Regions from separate parts of the Homo sapiens genome. Here region 1 is linked to region 2. The links are chromatin loops, found by intact Hi-C in ENCODE. Cell type or tissue: Caco-2. All regions are shown on one strand. Each heading gives the region's core, and the rest is flanking DNA. Links, peaks and the distances in the headings are about the cores only. Region 1 has its middle 130 kb from the start of LINC02501. Region 2 has its middle 65 kb from the start of LINC02501.

Region 1 (5,394 bases), core at 232-5,231, 70 kb before region 2:
TACACTTTTAATGTGGTGTGAAAAGAAACAAAGAAGAATTTTCTGTACGGGAATAATTGTTTTTAACTAAATAATATATTAATAAAGCCCATTCACATTCCTGCAGATAGCTGTAGATCATTCATTTTGACTGCTATATAATGTTTCATTGAGAATTTATTACACTTTATTCATTTCCATTCACTGTCTTTAAGTCATCTTTCAGTTTTTCCGTCAAACTATGGATTATTCCAACATATACATCAGCTCTTTCTTAAAATTGTTAAGTTGGACTCATTTCCTTGGATCTTAGCTAAATCTTCATTTCTCAAGGAAGCATTTTTTGCTTCCTCTGACCACATTAATTATCCTCATTGAAAATGTGTGTACTTCTCCATTAGAATAATTTTTTATGGGTTTAACTTCTTGATTATTCCATTAGTCTTTCTCCTCCATTATAATTTCCATCAGGGCAAAGCTCATGACTTTTTGTTTGTTTGTTTTTATCCCCAGCATCTAAAGCAGTGGTTGGCACTTAGTGGATGCCAAATAAATATTTGTTAACTGAATTAATGCAGTGAATATTGCTCACTAATATATTTTTGCGTGTGTGTGAATAAATTATCCAAAGACAATTGAAAGCATTATGGAATGCTGTACCTAGATAGAAGTGAGAACAGAAACAGATGGAATAAATGAAAGAGTATGAAAATGAGAAAACAACTGACATCTGAGTTATATCTAAAGCTAACTACAATACAAGAGACAAGGACCATAAAGCCCAATGGGGTCACAGATGGAACAGCAATTCTCTCTTGTTAGGTTGGCAAATACTCATACATTTGATCAGTCCAAATGTTGAGACTGAAAAAGTTAAGTAGAATTTACCTCCTCTGAATTTTTTATTTGAAATATGAGAGGACTAGATGAAATTATTTCTAAAGTGGTTTTTGGAGCTTATGTTTTATGCTTTTATGTTTTACACACATGTTAATTTATTTACAATAACACTGATTCTCCATCTTAATCAGTATCTTCTCATGGGTAACACAGTTCTATCAATGAACTTGTATGTGGTATGAGTGTACGCAACACCACCTAGACGCCAGTACCTGCCGTTCTGACTGTTTGCCAGCAGGAAGACGCTAACATAAGGCAATCTTGTTCTTAACAGTGTTTCCTGGCCAGGCGTGGTGGCTCACCCCTGTAATCTCAGCACTTTGGGAGGCCGAGGCAGGTGGATTGTGAGGTCAGGAGGTCCAGACCAGCCTGGCCAACATGGTGAAACTCCATCTCTACCAAAAATACAAAAAAAAAAAAAAAATTAGCCGGGCATGGTGGCATGCGCCTGTAATCCCAGCTACTCAGGAGGCTGAGGCAGGAGAATTGCTTGAATCTGGGAGGTGGAGGTTGCAGTGAGCCAAGATCACGGCACTGCACTCCAGCCTGGGCTACAGAGGAAGACTCGGTCTCGGAAAAATAAATAAATAAATAAAAATAAAAAGTGTTTCCTGTAGTATTTTATTATCATTGCCATTTCAGATTAATATCGACTTTTTTAATTTTAAGACTACGTATTCTATCTTAATTTTTATTTTATTTTTTTAATGAATAGTATCCATAGGCATGTATTATGGAGCATCCTATGACTTCCTACCTGGTTGCATTGGCTAAAGATTCCTCTTAAAAACCACAGAACAATGTTTTCTTGGTTCTTAGTAGCAGAAGTCATTGATTTTGATTAACTGTTTTGCAAGCCAGTTGCGAACCTCTGCTTTGTCTTTGTTTTATTCTGCTTATTTATCACCAATCTATGTTGGGTCCCTTCACGATTTAGCCACAGTTAGAGTGAGATTTCTCTCTTCATCCCCTTCAAGAGAAAGAGACCTCCTGTGTTTAAAAAGAAGCAAACATAAAACAGCTTTATAGGCACTCTTATTTCAGAAGATGTTTGGGAATATATATGTATCCTCAAAATACTGATTGTATATATAAAATCAGCATTAAACAAAATCAACTCCACTTATAAAATCCTCTTTGAGCCTCTCACTTATAAGGTTTATCACCATGTCTGCTTTTGTAAGGTACTAAGTTCCTGAAAGGTGTACTGACTGTCAGGCACATTGTCACAAAGGGGATGTGGTGTGAGTGCCTTCATCTGCCACTTACGTTATGTTCAGTGAGTTTACATGCAGTTACCTTATCTTACCACAAGATGGTGGTAAAAACAGTAAGGCATTCAATGTGCACCTGGGTGGGAAACCACAGAAAGAACACAAAGAAGTGAAGTTTAGGGTTTTATTGGACACAACATAATCAATAAATTAGTAAAATAGGGAAACAGAAAATTCTTGAACTCAAAATTATGAGATATTTTCTCATTTTCATTTGAGTTCCTCTACTGAACGCTATAAATATTCTTACTTTCAAACTTAATTGCCAATTGGGCTTTCAAAAATTATATTGAAATGATACTTAATTTTTCTATTTTCTTGATTTGTATAATTGTATCATTACATCTGAGAAAATATTCTAGAATACAGGCTTTGTGGGTGTATTAGTCTGTTCTCACGCTGCTAATACCTGAGACTGGGTAATTTATAAAGAGTTTTAATTGACTCACACACAGTTCCACATGGCTAGGGAAGTCTCACAATAATGGCAGAAGGCGAATGAGGAGAAAATCAAGTCTTATATGGCAACAGGCGAGAGAGCTTGCGAAGAGGAACTTCCCTTTATAAAACCATCAGATCTCATAAGACTTATTCACTATGACGAGAACAGGGTGGGGAAAGACCCACCCCCGTGATTCAATTACCTCCCACTAGGTCCCTCCCACGACACATGAGGATTATGGGAGCTACAGTTCAACGTGAGATTTGGGTGGGGACACACACAGCCAAACCATATCAGTGGGTTATGTTATTTAATTGCTAATATGTCTGTATCCTATATTCCCAACTTAAAGTTTCCAGAAACTGAATTATTACTTTTTTGTATCCCCCACAAGAACTATTACTCACAGATAAACAGCCAGTGTTGCATAAATGCATAGTGCTCTGAATCTTATTCAAATCTTCAACAAATTATGCAGTCTGCTTTTAACAGGTCATCTGACTCTGAAGCATTTTGACTATTTTTATTCCAGGAAATCTACAGACCAGCACATTTAAGAAAATTAGCAGAACCAAATTTGGGAAGCAAAAACCTTATTGTTTCCTCAAAGACTCTTGAGGCACAGCATACGATAATCTGTTGAGTTTTCCCCTGGAGTATATCAAGGACTCTTCTCTCTTAACTGTTGTTTAACTCTAGGCCTCATTGTTGTTGTGTTTTGCAACTTTCTCACTTTTCAATCGTCAGTTTTGCTTTCTGCGGTGGGTGGTCTTAGCAGAGTATAATAATTATGAATTCCCTCTCACATCGTTTCTTCATGTCTTCTGATATATCTCTACCACAAGTTGTTATGAAAGTAGGAGGTGAGTGGGTGAGTTTATAATGAGTATCATCTGTAGCCCCATACGTTCCTGGATAACATGTAGGACAAAGACAGATCTTCTTTTGAGATTCCAAATAATTAAGAAAATAGCAACTTGCACTGTGATAAGCCACTTTTCACCCAGGATGTTTGAGAAAAAAATGTTTTGCTTGTACATTTCCTTTCTTTGGTTAAAACTTCCTCCTTCCCGATTTCATAAAATAACAGTTAAAACAATGAAATGTAAGCATATGTTTCCTTCATGAGGCTCTAAATATTTAAAGGCAATTACTTGAAAATTCGTATCCCTATTGTCTAGACCAGGAGTTGGCAAATTAAAGCCCCACAGGCCTACTTTCTCCTACTGCCAGTTTTTGTAAATAACACTTTATTGGAACCCAGCCATGCCCATTTATTAATTATTGTCTATGATTATTTTTTGCACTACAATGGCAGAAGTGAGTAGTTGTGACAGAAATCATATGGGTTGCAGAGCTTAAATATATTTCTTCTTTAGCCCTTCACAGAAAAAGTTTGCCAATACAGATTTGGTGCTTGAAAAATTTTTGTTGAATAAATGGAATAATGGAGACTATCACCTATACTGATGTCTGATGCTAAATAAAAAAATGCTGTTTGTTAAGATTACATTCTTGCTTAAATTATGAGTCAAGAGATAATGAATGACTTATCTAGTGAGAATACACAATGAAATACTTTACTTGATTTAGTCAGTTTATTGAAACAACTGATTGTAGTACCTTTTTTTTTTGGTAGTTTGTTTTGGAAATTGAAATATCTGAGTCTTAATTAACTTATTAAATTATTGGTTCATTTTTGTATTATATGAACTAAGTGGTCCATCATATAGAAATGTGCTACACAGGCTATTAGTTGCAAGAAGAAATAGTAACAATTTCTTGACATAAAAATACCATAATCAAGTGAGATCGTTTTTTTTTTAACAAATTTTAATTTTTAGAGCATTTTTAAGTTCACAGCAAAATTGAGAGGCAGGCAATACAGAGAGTTCCTTGGTCCTCTGAACACACACAGAGCCTCCCCAACTGTCGACAAACCCCACCAGAGTGGTACGGTTGTTATGATTAATGAACCCAGATGGACACATCATCATCACCCAAAGTCCATAGTTTACATTAGGGTTTACTCTTACTGTTTATTCTATGGATTTTGACAAATGTACAATAACATGTCTTCACCATTGTAGTAGTATACAGAATAGTTTCACTGCCCCCCAAATCCTCTGTGCACTGCCAATTCATTCTTCTTTCCCTTCTGACCTCTGAAGAGCACGGAACTTTTTACCATTTCCATAGTTTTGTCTTTCCCAGAATGTCATATATTTGGAATCACACAGTATGCAGACTTTTCAAATTGGTTTCTTTCACTGTGCAATATGCTTTGAAGTTTTCCACCATGTGTCTTTGTGCTTGAAAGCTCATTTCTTTTTGTCAGAGAATAATATTTCATTGTCCAGATGTAGCACAGTTTGTCCATTCACCTACTGAAAGACATCTTGGTCACCTTCAAGTTTTGGCAATTATGAACAAGTTGCTATAAACATCCACATGCAGGATTTTTTGTGGACACAAATTTCAACTTATTTTTATAAATACCCAGGAGTGTGGTGACTGGATAGTAGAGTACATTTAATTTCATAAGAAACTGCCAAACTGTCTTCCAAAATGGCTATACTACTTTACATTTCATCCAGCAATGAATGAGCATTCCTGTTGCTCCACGTTATCACCAGCATTTAGTGTTGTCAGTGTTTTGCATTTTCACCATTCTACTAGGTGTGGTTACATTTTTAACCACAAGAATTTGTAATGCTTTCAAAGTTTTAAAAACAGGTTTTAATATTTGGGGATGTGGTAGCATATACAACATTTCTCAAAACAAATTGATCATTGAAA
Region 2 (5,394 bases), core at 266-5,265:
CAGGCAGCTCCACCTGCAGCCCCCGTGCGGGTCCACTAGGTGAAGCCAGCTGGGCTCCTGAGTCTGGTGGGGACGTGGAGAGTCTTTATATCTAGCTCAGGGATTGTAAATACACCAATCAGCACCCTGTGTTTAGCTGAAGGTTTGTGAGTGCACCAATCCACACTCTGTATCTAGCTGCTCTGGTGAGGAGGTGGAGAACCTTTATGTCTAGCTCAGGGATTGTAAATACACCAATCAGCACTCTGTATCTAGCTCAAGGTTTGTAAACACACCAATCAGCACCCTGTGTTTAGCTCAGGGTTTGTAAATGCACCAATCGACACTCTGTATCTAGCTGCTCTGGTGGGGCCTTGGAGAACCTGTGTGTGGAAACTCTGTATCTAACTAATCTGATGGGGATGTGGAAAACCTTTGTATCTAGCTCAGGGATTGTAAATGCACCAATCAGCGCCCTGACAAAACAGGCCACTCCGCTCTACCAATCAGCAGGATGTGGGTGGGGCCAGATAAGAGAATAAAAGCAGGCTGCCCGAGCCAGCATTGGTAACCCGCTTGGGTCCCCTTCCACACTGTGGAAGCTTTGTTTTTTCGCTCTTTGCAATAAATCTTGCTACTGCTCACTCTTTGGGTCCACACTGCTTTTATGAGCTATAACACTCACCGCGAAGATCTGCAGCTTCACTCCTGAGCCCAGCGAGACCACAAGCCCACCGGGAGGAATGAACAACTCCAGACATGCTGCCTTAAGAACTGTAACACTCATCGCGAAGGTCTGCAGCTTCACTTCTGAGCCAGTGAGACCACGAACCCACCAGAAGGAAGAAACTCTGAACACATCTGAACATCAAAAGGGACAGACTCCAGATGTGCCACCTTAAGAGCTATAACACTCACCGCGAGGGTCCGCGGCTTCATTCTTGAAGTCAGTGAGACCAAGAACCCACCAATTCTGGACACAATAAGACAATCTTAATAGTCAAAAGAGCCTATCTAAACAGAAATGTCATTTTACTTTAGACTGATGATATGACCCAAAAAGCTTAAAAACCTTTTTTTATTTTTTTTTCTTTTGAGACGGAGTCTTGCTCTGTCACTTAGGCTGGAGTGCAATGGTGCGACCTCGGCTCACTGCCATTTCTGCCTCCAGCATTCAAGCTATTTTCCTGCCTCAGTCTCTCAAGCAGCTGGGACTACAAGCGCCCCACCACGCCCAGCTAATTTTTGTATTTTTAGTAGAGATGGGGTTTCACCATGTTGGAAGGATGGTCTCTATCTCTTGACTTCGTGATGCGCCCACCTCGGCCTCTCAGAGTAATGGGATTACAGGCGTGAGCCACCCCGCCGGGCCTTGCCTAATCTTCTCAAACGTCCCACTTCTTCACAGTATCATATTGGAAACAACTGAATTTTGGAGGGGATTACGTTTCAACATGAAATTTGTAGGGAACAAAAACATTCAAATCATATAAATATCTTTACTGTTTTTAAGAAATTACTTTCAACATAAAGTTAAAATATAATTTAAAATATATTGAGTCAATCCTCAAAGTAGGGCCAATATACTGGAAACACGGTAAACATTTTAAATAACCATGGTCAAATACCTTTAAAAATATTTGGAACATTTCTGAAACTGCTCAAATTCCAGTAACTGTAAGCTTACTCATCTTCTTTTTATGGTCTTTAAGATCAGACCAATGGTGTAAATATGATGAGTGGATTCTTTGGAGAAATATCTATTCAAAGCAGAAATAAAGTTTTAAAAAAAACCAACAGAAAGTATTCTGTTACATTTCTTGGGCTCCACATAGGTCTGGGAAGAAATAAGTAGACATTAATTTTAAGTCCTTCATGTCACTTCTATCTTATAGACAGGCAACTTGGCCAAAATTGGTAAAATTCAAGTAAAGCCTGTTAAAAAGTTTACTGATTTGAATTGATTAAAAATATATTGAAATGGATCGTTTTGCCCTTCATATTAATTTCAATATTTCTTGTGTTGAAACCAGGTGTGAAAAATGTCCACTTACTGGGCAAGATTAAGATTGATTTGAAGTTGATAAAAAAATTTGGGAGTCAGTAGATTTCTAATGAATCTTTAAAAACTCCTAGTCTTGAAAATGCCTGATAGGTCATTTCAGATGCCTCTAGGTAAGAATGGGCAGCATGTACAATTTTAGAAAAATGTATTTATGACTAGACCACAAATAAAAAATTCTGCTTTTGTTTGCTTTGTTTTACTCTAAGTTATTCTAGACAGAGGAGTTGAGAGCATTGTTTAGCACATCATTATATTTCTAACCCTTTACTTATGTTTGTTACTAATTTGTCTTTCATTCTTATTAACTGAAAAAAATAAATAAATAATTAAATAAGGTCTTGTGTTTAAGCTTAATAACCTGGCCATACGTGGAGTTCAAATTTATTTCCTCAGAAAAGCAGCAAACCCCTATATATATTTGGGGCCACAAACATGAAAAGAACAACTTATTTAGGTTTTAAAAATAATTATTTTCTCTTGCACTAATCTTAACATGTTTATGCAATTTCCTTTAGGAAGGTTGTAAGACTGTACAATCTTCTGCATACAAGGGATTTAAAGAGAGTCAGAAGCTGGTGGTGTTCATGTTCTATTAGACTCATAGCTTTGTTTTTGTTTTTGTGTTTTTGTTCACACAGATGTGTCTTTGTTTTAGTTACCAATATTTAAAAATCATCATGCTTCATATAAAAATATGGATTTTCAGCTCCTTTGGAATAAAAAATACACTGGTCAGTGTAAGATTCTCCCTGGGACCTGAAAGCTTAAGGAGATGAGTAACTCCTCCCTTCTCAGGCCCAGTCCCAAGGTGCAACTTGTGTCAGCAGAGTGCGCCGCCAAGATAGCAGGTTCTCACTCATAGGTGGGAATTGAACAATGAGAACACTTGGACACAGGAAGGGGAACATCACACCCCGGGGCCTGTTGTGGGGTGGAGGGAGGGGGGAGGGATAGCATTAGGAGATATACCTAATGTAAATGACGAGTTAATGGGTGCAGCACACCAACATGGCACATGTATACATATGTAACAAACCTGCACGTTCTGCACATGTACCCTAAAACTTAAAGTATAATAATAAAAAAAAAAGATAGTAGAAGCAGGAAGAGAGCTGGCCGGAAGACACCTACCATAGCCGGAAGACGTGTATCCCTGAAGATTGAGAAAGAGGCCATCCAGGTACAACGTAGCAGTTACGTCACACTAGGACACTTCCTGTTTACAGGAGACTATAAAACCTTTGCCCCGTCCTTACTCTGGGCTGATGTCATTTTAGGCCTTAGCCCGCCTGCACCCAGGCGCTCATTAAAACAGCATGTTGCTCCACACCGCCTCCTGTTGTGTGTTGGCGCGCTCTAGGGGTTCAAACAGATACAAGAACCTTCCATTCTGCAGCACTGTTTCTCTGAAACAGGATGTTGAAGCTTCCTGATTCTAGTACCATTTTGTAAGTCAATTTAGGCGATTAGGAAACCACCTCCAAAAAAGTATTCTTTGAAACTTATGAGCAATATTGATTTTCTGTACATGTTTAAGGAAAAAGAGTCCATAGTTTTCATGTTATGAATTAATGCTTTAGAGAGAAATCACACCACTCTAAATCTATTGTTCATGTTAAAAATCAAGTTTATTGACGTAGACAGATTCATGTTATCTTTTCCTTACAATCTGTCATCCCCATAGCTCCTGATTCTAAAATCCAAAAATGTTTTTACAGCAAATCAATAAGTATTTAAAAGTCTCAACTCACAGATTGTTAAACTGACCTTAATTTTTCTCCTGCCACACGGAAAAATTAATTTAACCTAATATTTAAATAGTTTTCTTATATTAACTTTGTCTCTCTTCTGTTTGAACTACTATAGCTATATCATTACATCAATTTGTACCATAAACATCACATGGTTTTAAGATTCTGTTGTAGAATTGCAGTTTTCCTATTCTTTGTCAGGTGCGACATTTTTTTAAAAGTCACTAACAGAAATTAGTGAAGTATCAAAAACAGACACAGATATGAGTGATTCTTTAGTTCAAAGGCCTAAAATATATAGTTTTAAAAATTTAGTTGTAAAAAAAAAAGTTATTAGATAAGATCACATAGATTAATTCATATTTAATTTTTCTTCCTTGTCTTTATTGCCTAACATTTCCCTGCAGTTCATTTACACAGTTTGAACTTTGAGTGTCAGTTCTTTAGTCTTTCCATTTCCCACATAAAAAGACAGAAGTGTTTCCTTATGTCAGTAGGCTTGTTCTAATTTAACAAATTGTCAGTGAGAAGTTGTGAAAAAATAAAGTTTTATTGTTCACTAAAATTTTGGATTCATATTGAATAATCCCATTTATTCATGTTTCAATTGTCATTAAAATAGCTATTTCTAATTTGATTATAAATTCAGTATAGACACCTCTATAGTAGATAAACCAAAACTTAATGTAAAATCATTTGAAATCAACTCAAAATATGCTATTAAGTTGCAGTAATTTAACATGTAAAAAATAATAAAATGATATTATTACAGATGTGTGTGTTCCAATTATCTCAAACTTTTTAAACTTTAATTTGGCTGTGGAAAAGAGTATTTGAAGGACATCACATATAAATGCCTATTTTAAAAATTAGACAAAACTGGAGCTGCTCAGACTCAAAGGCTGTAAGATGGTATCACCAGATGATCATCACTGATTTGCTTCCTTCCCTATCACAGTGAACCCTCCCTCAATGACCCAAAGTGGGCTATGTAACCAGTAGAACTTGAGGAATTCAATTTCAAAAAAAATTGAGCTAAATAAGAGTGTTTCTTTGGCCAAAAATAAATAAATAAATAAAATAAGAATTATTATTTTATTAAGACATGTTTAATAAATGTTATTAATTTCAATGTTGATTATTGAATTAATTTTATGAATACCTTTTGAGGATTTTATACTCCGAGGACATTGCTAGAACTTGAGGAAATGCCTCAATGAAAATAACAATAGCTCATGAACTTTTTCCATTATTTACGAATTTTTCATTTCTCATTATTTACAAATAATTTTTCTAAGTTTTATCTTGTTTAATTCTTACAATAACTGGGTTACAGAGATATATCTCTGCCTGTTGAAGAATGGGAAACATACTCAGAGTGGTTATGCCATGTGCCTAATTTCTCATTAAGAAAGAGTTAGAATAACAGTTTAGTTTTAATACTTATATTTATTTTTTATTTAAAAAGTTGTTCATTGATCACCTGCCATTTATCAAACAGTTTTTCTAAGTTCTGGGAGGTAGAAAAGTGAGTAAAGATAGTGACTCTGACCTCAGTGAGCTCACAACTTTATAGGAGAGACTGATATTTTAACTGTA

The links. Hi-C counts contacts between places; a loop is a spot of excess contacts. Peaks named below come from ENCODE experiments on the same cell type or tissue, not always from the same donor. Only the 100,000 strongest peaks of a DNase experiment are listed, where the experiment ranks them.
Region 1: it touches region 2 in a loop (11-fold over the local background); 2 of 110 quality-filtered maps call a loop at or near these places.

The regions. Positions count from the first base shown.
Region 1 is chr4:31,368,863-31,374,256 of GRCh38, forward strand. No RefSeq gene overlaps it. Among named protein-coding and RNA genes, the nearest start is that of LINC02501, 130 kb to the right of the region's middle. In Caco-2, for the core only: a CTCF peak has its summit at 2,217 (motif pointing right); no DNase peak of the experiment used is centred there.
Region 2 is chr4:31,439,057-31,444,450 of GRCh38, forward strand. No RefSeq gene overlaps it. Among named protein-coding and RNA genes, the nearest start is that of LINC02501, 65 kb to the right of the region's middle. In Caco-2, for the core only: no CTCF peak of the experiment used is centred there; a DNase peak (open chromatin) is centred at 3,345.